Linked DNA regions of Mus musculus: region 2 is linked to region 1. A link is a loop called in an ENCODE intact Hi-C map of the cell type or tissue named here. Cell type or tissue: heart. All regions are shown on one strand. Links, peaks and the distances in the headings refer to the core of each region. The heading gives the core; the rest is flanking DNA. Region 1 overlaps Alox12 (arachidonate 12-lipoxygenase). Region 2 holds the start of Tm4sf5 (transmembrane 4 superfamily member 5).

Region 1 (5,000 bases), core at 1-5,000:
CGTCACAAATGAGCTATTTGAAGATAAGAATATCTAATTGGACCTGGAGTTCACCATTTTGTCTAGACTGGCTGGCCAGCAAGTCCCTGGAATCCACCTGTCTCTACCACTCCCCCAACTCAAAGGAGGTAGATACAACATCAAAAATCCTCCTAGCAATCTGTGAGTGAGAAGCTGGAACAGAAAGCTGTATCAACACCTTGGAATTTATTTTAATCGAGCTGAGTCCTTTAACGTCTTTTGGGGAAAATTATAAGTGGGATCTCTGAAGTTCTCAAATATCTGGCAGTCTCACAATGGGCTTACAACATTGCCGAAATATTGTCAGATGGGAGTGGAGGGGATTTTATTCCTACCTTAGAAGATTTAGTATTTAGCCATGAAGACAAGTGGCTATGAACCAACTGTGGATAGAGGAGGTGGCTAGTGGATAAAATGCTTACTGCTCAAGCGTGGGGAACCTGAGTTTGGATCCCCAGCACCTGTGCAAAATCCAAATGTAGTGGCACATCAGTGTGATGGGTGGGAGAGAGAGAGAGAGAGAGAGAGAGAGAGAGAGAGGGGAGGGAATCAACTTCCTCTGGCTTCCACATGGGCACCTTGACACCCATGTCCACACACACACACTCGCAAGCAAATAAAACAATAATAAAAATGAAAAGATCTGAAAAACCCTGATGACATGTCACACGTAGAGAATATGCCAGAGATCACACAATTGGTGAAAGCTTCTTAAAGAATGTGAATGTCAGACCTAGTTCAAGGGACAAAGGAGGTGTCTGGTTTTTAGCCGCATGGTGTGTAAAGCGTTGGTGGGGTATCCAAGTGAGGCTCGTGCAAGAGCAATTAAATCGCTCCAGCTGGGTGCTGCCATCTGACTGCCCAGGCCTGGCCAATATAGTTGTGACTCCTCTGAAATTATCCCCTTGGGTAATACAGTCTGATTAATAGTATCTTGGATTTTATTTACTGCATGAGGCCACCTGCATCTGTGTCTCTAGTCGATGTGTATAGTTAAAGCCTCTATTCACACATGACATTTTCCTTTCTGGCTCAGCCTCCTCTTGTTTCCACCCATCCTAACAACTACATCCCATGGCAAAGGGCTTCACGTCACAGGACACAGAGGAGGGCTAGATGTGCAAATGTCCCAAGGGCTTCCTTACTGTTCACTTTACGGATTTTGTGACTGTCAGAGTCTACATTTCAAACCTTACCTGGGTATATTCCAAATGTCCACTTTTATTGTTTTGTTTCGCTTTTGGAACAGCGGGCTCAGATAGCCCAGGCTGGCCTCAAACTCTCTATAATCAAAAATTTCCTTAAACTTCTCTGGTCCTCCTGTGTCGTTTCCCACATGCTTGGATTAGAGGTGTGCATCACCACACCCAGCTTATGGGGTGCTGGGAATTGAACCTATCCAAGCATTTTGCCAACTGAGCTACATCTCCAGCCTAGATGTGCCCATTTTTAAATGATGTCAGGTCTCTGGTAGTTGTGTTAAAGGATAAATGACATAAATTATAATGTGACACATACTAAATGCTATCCAAAGAGTTCTAGTAATTGTTGTTAGGGGTTGTTTCCAGGCGTCTTTTCTCCTCATGTGGACTTGGGTTGATCTATGTCATTCCGACTCTCATGTGAATTTTCCAAATAATCTCAGACCAATGGGAACTGCTCTGATATCTCAAAGTCAAGAGAGAGCAAGGAGTCACTCCTATGTTTGGCATAAGCAATTCAAATAAGCACCAAGATTAGATGAAGCATGATATTATCTGTGATAATTAGAAGGAGGAGGAGGAGGAAGAGGAGCAGGAGGAGGAGGGGGAAGAGGAGCAGGAGGAGGAGGGGGAGGAGGAGGAGGAGGAGGAGAAGGAGAAGAAGGAGAAGAAGGAGAAGAAGAAGAAGAAGAAGAAGAAGAAGAAGAAGAAGAAGAAGAAGAAGAAGAAGAAGAAGACGACGACGACAGAAGGAAGCATATGAGAATGAGGTGGAGTTTTGTAAGCCATGGAGAAGAGAGGGCCAGGGACAGGATGGGTGGCCACACCTCTGCTGTGTAAGCAGGCAGCTTCATACACACTCCCCCTCAGGCACTCATGAAGAAACCCAAGAGTCATATAACCAAAGACTGGCGGTACAGTTTTGGTAAGGAATATACAGGCTAATTTAAGCTATGCGATATAAATGATAGAATATAAGACAATCAAAAGTGGCTGAGGGCCCCTAAGAAACACGCTCACTCAAGGTGGAAGGGAATGAATAACAGCTACTAATGGGGGATCCTTTATGTGGACAAACACTTCACAGATCACCTACATAGTCACACACATTGCTACAGCTCCCCTAGATAAGAGCCCATTGCTGCCCCCTGTTGGTAGATGAGGATATTGCAGATGAGACAGAATTCTCTTGGCCAAGTGCGTGAGTTACTATAAGGTGTGGGTTGAAATCCTGGTCACTACTGGCTCCAGAGGACAACTCCTGTGGAGTTTAGTGAGTATGAATGAATGATCAGAGAAGCAAGAGACAAGCCTGTCAAAGTGTTCAGCCTGAATGAAAGCACCCAGAGGACAGACAGGAGGACATTATGCTTGGTGTCGGGGGTCACCTTGGTGTCAGGTCCAACAAAGGTCTCAAGTACAGCCCCCTTTAATCTCCACCCAGCTCCTCGTTCCACACATCCGTTACACTATGGAAATTAACACGCGAAGCCGGACCCAGCTCATCTCAGATGGAGGAATATTTGATCAGGTAAGGGAGGTACCTGTTGATTGTCTGAACACTTGGGGATGCCAGACTAATGTCCATGAAATCTCAAGCCCTGGCCTATGAGTCCTGTCCCTCCATATACATGACTGTAAATCTGGACACCCCACCTCGGAGCCCCCACAGCCCTGGTTCTCTACCCCGGCTTCCACCCATTGAGACTTAACTCTCTCACCCCAGGTAGTGAGCACAGGTGGAGGCGGCCATGTTCAGTTGCTTACTCGGGCAGTGGCTCAGCTGACTTACCACTCCCTCTGTCCTCCTGATGATCTGGCTAACCGAGGCCTGCTGAGAATCCCAAGTGCTCTCTATGCTCGGGATGCTTTACAGCTCTGGGAAGTCACTGCCAGGTGAGTGAGAGGGAAATGGATGGAATCTGCGTGGGGGCAAAAAGCATCTCCCCAGAGAGAGAAATTTAAGGACCAGGTGGAGTCAGTTGTAAGGTTTAAAAACAAAGAGACTAGGGGCTGGAGAGATGGCTCAGCGGGTAAGAGCACTAACTGCTCTTCCAGAGCTCCTGAGTTCAATTCCCAGCAACCACATGTTGGCTCACAACCATCCGTAATGAGATCCAATGGTGTGTCTGAAGACAGCTACAGTGTACTCATAAATAAATAAATCTTTAAAAAAGAAAACAACAAAGACCCTAGAAGTAGGGGCGGAACCCAGATGAGGGCGGGGCTGTCAGAGGGGAGGCTTGGGGATCTGCAGGAGTCAGGGTTTTGTTAGGAGTGACTAGCAGCCAGGCACACACGCCTTTAATCCCAGCACTTGGGAGGCAGAATCAGGTGAATTTCTGAGTTTGAGGCCAGCCTGGTCTACAAAGTGAGTTCCAGGACAGCCAGGGCTATACAGAGAAACCCTGTCTCTAAAAAAAAACAAAAAACAAAAAAAAAACAACAAAAAACAAAAAACAACAAATAAAAAATAAAATAAGAGTGACTAGCAGTCAGGTGAAGATTTGTAGAACTACTTTTATCTCATCCTTCCATCAATGTATACAAGCCCTGGGAGCCCTGGGAGCCCTGGGCTGTAACTCCATCACAGGATACTTCTTCAGTATGAGTAAGGCCTTCATTTTGACCCCAATACTGTAATAAACTAATTGAATATTTAAATGAGAATTAAAACCTCAAAACACAAATCTGGTAGGATTTGGCCCAGGCACAGTGAGAGCCAGATGAGAGGTGGCTATAAACACGGGGTGCAGAGGTGAGAGGCAGGAGCCTTCTGCTCTCAGCTCTGCTTCCTTCTCTGGGCAGGTATGTGAAGGGGATGGTCCATCTCTTCTACCAGAGTGATGATATTGTGAGGGGAGACCCAGAGCTGCAGGCCTGGTGTCGGGAGATCACTGAAGTGGGGCTGTGCCATGCCCAGGACAGAGGTAAGATCTGTCCCAGAGACAGTGCCCAGACAGAGAGCCTTCCCCGGACCTCAGGGGAGGAACTCCCCAATCACACCTTCCCTTCTATTCATGAAAGCATCTGCCATGCCTCCAAACACCCAGGAGCAACCTCTATACCCAGGTTATCCTCATAAAGAGACCCGCCCATCACTCATGCCTGTCTGTCATGTCCCTAACATGCCATAGCACGCGGCTCAACCAGTACAGAGCCACAGCCAGTGAGATCTGCCTGGTCCCTACTGAGGTTTATGTCCTGCAGTCATGGTTCCCTGCCTGAAGACATAAATGGGAAACATCACCCTGCCCCAAAGCCCTCGGGTCTGACCATGGCTGTCCGTTTTCCTCCTGCCTGCTGCTGTCCACACACAGAGGCTTCTGGCATGCTGCACATCTGCCAGACTGCAAGGTCATTTCTGGGTGCCATCTCAACGATCTCTGCATGCTCAACTCTGAGTTCAGTGCCCTAATCCTTGGAGTTCAGGTTTCTCTGGTTAATCTGGCCCTCAATCTCTACCAGCAGTGAGGGTGCAACCTCTACTTCTAGTCAGCTTCTATCTGTTTCTGCCTTTACCTACTGAAAGAACTAGCCCTTCATGGGTTATCTAAACATAGGGTCTCCCCGACTCTGGCTTTGAGGTCCCTTTCATACTCAAGACTACTGTCTTAGATAGGGTTTTACGGCTGTGAACAGATACCATGGCCAAGGCAACTCAGGAGGACAACATTTAATTGGGGCTGGCTTACACTTTCCAAGGTTCTGTCCATTATCATGGAGGAAAAACACGGCAGCATCCAGGCAGGCATGGTGCAGAAGCTGAGAGTTTTA
Region 2 (7,518 bases), core at 1,339-6,338, 260 kb before region 1:
TGTGCATGTTTTTTTTTTTCCCTAGCCAACCAGGGAGTGGGTGACCACTCAGACTTCCAGAAATGAGGTATTAGGGGTGGCCTATGGGACTCAGTGAGCTGCACCCTGCAAGAAAGAGAAAGAGTAAAGATGAAGCCAAGATCAAACAGGATTTCTCAGCCTCTACCCCCAAGAACGCCCCCAAGCAGTCCTACCTCCTTTTTCCTGCAATCGCCACACAACACACCAAAGGTCGCATTCACCAGCTGAATTCCACACAGCACAAGTTCCAGACTTGATGCGACCACCAGGATTGAGAAGAGTGTCACATTCCAGGGTACCACGTGAGGTGGCGCCTCACACAAATTCCAAAGAGTGTCATTTCGCAAGTAAGCGCCTCTGTGGATGGACGGGGTCATTTAAGAGAAACTGCTTACACAGCAGGCTCTACCACCAACCAGTGCAAGGATCTACTAAGATCTGTAAAGGGCTGGATGGGCTATTTGGAAGGAACTCTCTAGGAGTTCAGTCTGGTCCACTGTTTCTGGACCAGGTAGTAAGAGAGCAGGTGAGGAGAGGCACAGAACGGGGGATACAAATGCAAAGTAGGACTTACTCTGTTTCTTGGAAGTGGTAGTCCCACTTGTTGTCTATTAAGCATTTGGGTCCAATTCGGAGCCCAGCTCCCGCCACTGACAGGCAGTAGATGGCGCCAAGCACCCCAAAGGCGGAGGAGAAGACGGAGCGCAGCATCTAGACGGGGCATGGAAAGGTAAGAAGAGTAGGCCCGCCTCCTCCCTCAGACAGACACCCGTGCCCAGTGCCTCCCGCATACTACCCCGCCCCTGCTCAGCCTGCCTGAAAATACATTTGTCTTTAAACCTTGGATTTGAAGTCAAATGAATCATAAAAGCCATCTACCGTGGAGGTTCAAGGGGCTTGTTAGCCCCCTCTGGTGGGGTTCATTTGAGACCCATGATTGGGAGGGAAGTGGCACCTGAGACCTCCTAGAGGCTGCCTTTAGACAGTGCTTCCGGTTCTGTGGGGGAAGGGATCAGAAACCAAGGCCTAAACTTGTGATTTTGATTCTTACCCTGCAGCGGTTGCCACAGCAACCTGCACCGCAGCAGCCCTTTCCCCCTGCCCGGACCGCTGCAATTCCTGGACACAGCACCTGTGGGATGAGAGAGAGTTGATGTTAGCAGTTCTCCTAGGTCCTCAAGGCCGGACTTGCTTCATTGTCCATCTAGGGAAGCTGCCCATGATGCCCTCAGCCCTTTGGACTGTACAATCTTATCTATACTTTCCCGAATCACTGTTGGACTCGACCTTAAAGTATATTTATTTCTATGCCTGCCTTATCTCGATCCAGATTATAGTTTCCTGGAGGGTTGGGTTTAATATACTACAGCTATCTTAGACAGAAGGCCATCAAACGTTTGGGTGACAGGGGGCAATATGTATTCTGCACAAATGCTTGCAGCATGGTAGGTTCCTACCTGAAAGGGAGTCAGGACCTTCATCCTCTCTATGAATTGACTACTTTCTCAGGGTGCCAGCTTTGCCACTGGTAAAGTGGATCTGCAAGACCTATCTCAGAAGACCACTCTCAGCGTTTAATGAGACAGCAGACGGTTTTGTCATGGCTGGGTCAGAGAGAGTGTCCCATGCTGACACACACCTTCAACAGTACCATAGGATTGTGCTGTTAGAAGGCGCGATGAACAGGCTTGGTGGTCGACTGTGTAAGGATCTGCACAGAGACTCTTGGATCTCAGGGTTTCCTAAGAGTCAGTCTTTGGGTCCTTTTCTCCTTTGTGACCTTTATTATGAAGCTCACACCCACCCAGGTAACCACTCACCTGCTAATAGTCACGTCCAGGCACCCAGACAGCCATATTAAACTGCCTGAAGGAGGTGCTCATTTTGAATGTCTTAGTTTCAACAGCCTCAGCAAGCCTCATGTGAACCTCATAAGAGACCCCAAATTAATTTGCTCTTTGTCTTTTCTTGTCTTCTTCAGTGAAAAAATATCCGTCAATTTACCTAGGCTGGGAGATTTTGACCCTCCTATACAAGGGCTAACTTCAAGTGCTCTATACTTTTCCTCAGTAGCATCTAAATCTCTTAGTCCTTTTAAACTCTATGCACTCAGTCCCTACTCCCCTTCCAGGAGGAAGATGTCCTCTGCCTCCACACTCTAGTTTCATGTCATTCCAGATTCCATCACACATGCTAGCATTTGATTAACTTAATATAAGTTCTTTTATCTGCTCAGTTCCTTTGAGGTATCTTCAAAGATGTCCTAGGCTGATGTGTGTGGGGGTGGGGTGGGGGAGGGAACTGAGGCTAGCCTGGGCTACATAGCAAGTTCTAGGCTATCATGGACTACATGGTAAGACTCACAAAGACTGAACTCACAAGGCATTTGAGACTCCCTTACTCTGCCTCCAACCTCATGTATCCCGACAGCCCTTGCCCTTGTACCTTAGTCCCACTATGTCACATTCTTTACTTGTCTTGTATCCATGGAATTTCATAGCTGGCTTTTTTGTTCTTTTGTTTTATTCTAAGGCTTGATGAGCCCAAGGGCTTTGTGCATGGTAGGCAACTGTACTATCATGGAGTCCATCTCCAGTCCACTTTTCTCTTAAATTTCATTAACTTATTTTGAGACAAGGTCTACTACAGCCAAAGCAGGCATTAATCCATGATCCTCTACCTCCAAAGTGCTTGAATTACAGGCATGTCACTAAACCCGGCTGTCTCCCAGCAACCCCTGAGCCCCACCACTTTCTCCATTTTTCCTTCTTTCCTCTCCTCTTATCTTCTTCCCTGCCCCCCCCCCCCAAACACACACACACACACAGTTTACACTGTCTAGCACCCAGGAAGGATTTGAACACCAGATCCTTCTGCTTTGACCTCCTGCATGCAGGGAGGCATACGCATATGGCACTAGGCCTGGCCTCCACAGCTGACCTGCTCAAGAAAAAACAAGTGTTGGCCAATATGCACAGGACGAGAGGCAGTATTTTGTTCTTCTCCAAGGAAGGGACTGAAAGTTTTAGTCCGATCATCAGTTGCCACCTGAGAGAAAGATCTGCTTAGTTCAACCAATTTCTCAATGTTCTCTCCTTTCTGCCTCATGACAGATCTAAGGACAACATGCCACCTTCTTGCCTTTCTAGTGATGTCACCTGTGCAGACAACTAAAATTGCCTTCCTTTTTTTTTTTTTTTTTAGCTAGAGTCCCACTGTGTAGCCTCAGCTGGCCTGGGATTAAAGGTGTGAGCCACCACATCTGGCAGCTGCATGTGCTGTTAACCACTAGCCATCTCTTTAGCACTCTTCTCCTTTTTAAAAACAAATTAGTTATTATATACAAGTACACTGTAGCTGTCTTCAGACACACCAGAAGAAGGCATCAGATCTCATTACGGACGGTTGTGAGCCACCGTGTGGTTGCTAGGATTTAAACTCAGGACCTCTGGAAGAGCAGTCAGGGCTCTTAACCGCTGAGCCATCTCTCCAGCCCACTCTTCTCTTTTAAAGGAAGGGTCTCTGTGCTGCCTCTTACATAGGCTGGCTTAAACTCTCAGTTCTCCTGTAGTCTTCAGACAGCTGAGAGCCAGGTGCGGTTTTGTTTGCTCACAATTCTGGGGCTTTAAGCTCATCCTTGGTTACAGAGTCAGTTCAAGACATACTGGGTTTCATGTGACCTTGTCTTAAAAACCAAAAAGGAAAAAAAAAAAAAAGTTGGGCCAGCGATGTACGGCTGCAGTCCCAGCATTTAGGAGGGAAGTGGCTTTCTGGGTTCAAGTCTACCCTCAGCTGCACAGTGAGCTCAAGGCAAGGATGATGTGAAACCTTCTCGGAACAAAACAAAACAAAACAAAACAAAACAAGACAAACAGCAGCAACAATAACCACAAAAACCGTGTAGGGGATAGTGGCACACATCTGCCTCTGCAGGTGGATCTCTGTGAACTCAAGGCCAGCCTGGTCTACATAGTGACTTCTAAGTCAGTCACCTGTGAGATCTTGTGTCAAAAAAAAAAAAAATGCAAAACTGAAACAATAAAAAAATACCACCAGAATCCATGCAGGAGGCAGAGTAGAGGGGCTGGTGAGATGGCTCAGTGGGTAAGAGCACCCGACTGCTCTTCCGAAGGTCCGGAGTTCAAATCCCAGCAACCACATGGTGGCTCACAACCATCTGTAAATAAATAAATAAATAAAGGCCTGATGCTGCTATATTTTAAAAAAAGGAGGCAGAGTAGAAAACAGGATGTCAGAGGGCAAGGGAAGGGAGTTGCTATGGGAGCGGTATCTCCATTCAGCTAATAACAATGTGGCCAGCAGAGGGGACCAAAGTGCAACTTCTCCCAGAGAAGTTCAACAGCAAGCAAGTTGTGCTAAAGGTGGGAAACCGTGCTAGGTCGATCTCTGTCTTTATCCCATGCTACACTGGGTTAACCAGTCAAAAGTTCCCCCAAATGGTCAGGCATGTATGTGAAAGGTTCAGGCAGGAAGACTTCAAGTTCAGACTGGGTTATAAAATGATTCCCCGCTGGCTTGATATACTATCAGGATGTTGTTTCTAAATAAACAAACAAAAAGTAAAAAAATGAAAAAGAAAGTTCTCTAAATGGAAGAGAGTTGGAAGATGGGGAAAATCTAGATAGAATATTTGTGGTTTTCTTTTCCTCACTTTTTTTTTTTTTCTTTTTCAAGTAAGGGTTTTTCTGTGTAGCCCTGAAACTTCCTCAGTAGACCAGGCTAGCCTCGGAGATTCAATTGCCTCTGTTTCTGGATTGCTGGGACCAAGGGCGTGCACTATCACACCTGGCTCTTCTCTCCCTAGTCTGCAGGAAGACTGGGACATTTACTCTAAAATACCGACAACCTGGGTCCAGAATTGTATTCTGAGCACTTAACTTAGTACAGACTGGGGATCCTAGCAGACAGGCTGAGAAGGAACAGCTATGGAAGAGAGGGAAAGCAAGCATGGAGTTGGCTGGTGGAGTGTCTAATCTGAGATATCAACCTGGGCTGCAGAGGTTGCTCTGGGCACCCACCCTTGCCCGTTATGACACTGCCCTGAAACTTCCCACACAACTAGCCTTTATCCTCATAATGAGGTGTTTTTTTGTTTTTTGTTTTTTGCATATGTTCAGTAGTAGAGGCAAGGAGAGGCACAGAGAACTTACTCCCACCTAGTAGAGAAGTCCTTCCTTTCCCACATTCCTCAGACACTCAACTCAGGACCCTATGGCTCCTCCAGGACCCTCTACAGAATGGTCACTATATGTGAGCTGATGGACAGACCCCTAATCCCCATCAGACCCTTGCCATTTCATCCAGAGCCAAACGAGTCCTTTCCCCTCTTTTCTTCTCGGTTCCATCCCTGGTCCCTTAGCTCGGTACCCAGGTCCCTGGCTAGCGCTCCAGCATTCTCACCATCAGGCCCCCTCCAATGAAGCCACCCATGAGCCAAACTTGCAAGCTGAGGTTGCCGTCCGTCCAGGTGGTCTTCCCATCAGGTACCAGCAGGAGGGCGTTGGCCACGATGCAGACCAGGGAGAGAGGGATGAGGGAGAGCCCCAGGCAGCGCGCACACTTTCCAGTACACATGTCTGAGGCTTCCAAACAGGCAGGAGCGGAGTGAACGTGAGCAGGGAAGGAAGTGCCAGGCTCCGGAGTTAAACAGGTGGGAGGCTTGGAGCAAAGGTCTGAGGAGAGGAGTGGCTGGTAGACTCGCAATGATAAGAGAGAGGCCCTGAGGAAGTGGAGGGGCTGCAGCTGGAGAGGTGAAGAGAGGGGTGTGGCAGTAGGCGCTGCGGGAGCTGATTGTACAAGGGAAGGTGACTGGGGTCAGCGTCTTCCTCCTTGGTCTGTGTACACCTTTGTACAGCCCCTCCTTGTCTACTTGAAGACTCAACTGAACCCATCACCCCTGGAAGTCTCAGTTGTTACCATCTGTGGAAAAGGTTGGCTGAAGCCACTTGCCCAGAGAGCTGTTGTAAGGATTCGATGGGTTAGAAAGCCTTGTCAATGAGGAAGTGTGGGACAGATGTACGGTGGCCCCATGATTTCTGTCCCACAGGGAGAGGTCTTTTTCTGTAAAGAAAGTAAAAAGACTACAGTGGAGTCAGGCAGGGCTCACCCCAGTAACTGAGCTATTCAGAAAAAGTGTGTTTGAGATCCACCTGGGTGTACTAGATGGTTTTGTGTGTTACATTGACACAAGTTAGAGACATCACAGAGAAAGGAGTTGAGAAAAGACCTCCATGAGATCCATTGTCTCAATTAGTGATCGTGGGGCAGGGCCCAGCTGTTGGTGGGTTGTGCCGCCTCTGGGCTGATGATCCCAGGTTCTATTTAAAAAAAAAAAAAAAAAAGCAGTGGGCAGTGGTGGCTCAGGCCTTTAATCCCAGCACTTGGAATGCAGAGGCAGGCGGATTTCTGAGTTTGAGGCCAGCCTGGTCTACAGAGTGAGTTCCAGGACATCTAGGGCTACACAGAGAAACCCTGTCTCGAAAAGCAGGCTGAGCAAGCCATGAGAAGCAAGCCAGTAAGCATCCCTGTGGCCTGTGTATAAGCTTCTGCTTCCAGGTTCCAGCCCTGCTTGAGTTTCAGTCCTGATTCCCCCAATGGTGGACTATGATCTGGAAGTGTAAGTTGAACAAACCCTTTTCTCCATGTTGAGGCCTGCTCCTTTTAACATAACTGCAGCCATTTTGTATTCAGTCTCCATTTTGCCTTTTTTTTTGTTTTTTTGTTTTTTTGTTTTTTTTTTTTCGAGACAGGGTTCTCTGTATAGCCCCGGCTGTCCTGGAACTCACTTTGTAGACCAGCCTGGCCTTGAACTCAGAGATTCACCTGCCTCTGCCTCCTGAGTGCTGGGATTAAAGGTATGTGCCACCACTGCCCAGCTCTTAAATTTTGTTTCTGCGCGCCCTTTTCTGTTTCTCAGAGTGGACTCTGTCTCTGGTGATACAGTGATGGCTATATGAGCCAAGATGGTCCCATTTTCTTTCTATTTAATTTCAGTTTTATGTGTGTGAGTATTTTGCCCACATGCATATCTGTGAAGCACTTGTGTGCCTCAGGTCTGCAAAAGCTAAAGGAGGAAATTAGATCCCATAGGATTGATATTACAGGTGATTTAACAGTGGGGGCTTGCTTTTTTTCTTTCTTTTGCTTTTTCTTCCTTTTCTTTCTCTCTTTCTCTCACACTCTCTTCTTTCCTTCTTTCTTTCTTTCTTTCTTTCTTTCTTTCTTTCTTTCTTTCTTTCTTTCTTTCTTTCTTCATTTGTCCTCCTCCTCCTTCTTCTTGGCAGAGTCTTAGTATGTAGACACAGATGGCCTGGGACTTGCTATGGACACCAGGCTGGCTTCAAACTCACAAAGATTCACCTGCCCCCGACTCATTTTTCTTTTCTTTCTCTCTCTCTCTCTTTTTTTTTTTTCCGAGACAGGGTTTCTCTGTGTAGCCCTGGCTGTCCTGGAACTCACTTTGTAGACCAGGCTGGC

What was found. A loop is a pair of places that touch in the nucleus more often than their neighbours do. Peaks named below come from ENCODE experiments on the same cell type or tissue, not always from the same donor. Only the 100,000 strongest peaks of a DNase experiment are listed, where the experiment ranks them.
Region 2: it touches region 1 in a loop (2.0-fold over the local background); 4 of 42 quality-filtered maps call a loop at or near these places.

What each region holds. Positions count from the first base shown.
Region 1 is chr11:70,245,014-70,250,013 of GRCm38, reverse strand. It overlaps Alox12 (arachidonate 12-lipoxygenase), which reads left to right. Exons shown (of 14, transcript NM_007440.5): 9 at 2,668-2,754; 10 at 2,950-3,119; 11 at 4,032-4,153. All of the region lies in intron 1 of Gm40191 (a long non-coding RNA gene), which reads right to left. Among named protein-coding and RNA genes, the nearest start is that of Rnasek, 7.7 kb to the right of the region's middle. In heart, for the core only: a CTCF peak has its summit at 2,376 (motif pointing left); no DNase peak of the experiment used is centred there; H3K27me3 peaks cover 971 bases.
Region 2 is chr11:70,503,429-70,510,946 of GRCm38, reverse strand. Tm4sf5 (transmembrane 4 superfamily member 5) reads right to left here and starts at 5,673. Exons shown (of 5, transcript NM_029360.3): 1 at 5,443-5,673; 2 at 1,073-1,153; 3 at 596-732; 4 at 195-378; 5 at 1-105. The coding sequence starts at 5,616. The coding sequence ends at 91. In heart, for the core only: CTCF peaks have their summits at 4,131 and 4,334 (motif pointing right); a DNase peak (open chromatin) is centred at 4,336; H3K4me3 peaks cover 408 bases; H3K27ac peaks cover 388 bases; H3K27me3 peaks cover 2,144 bases.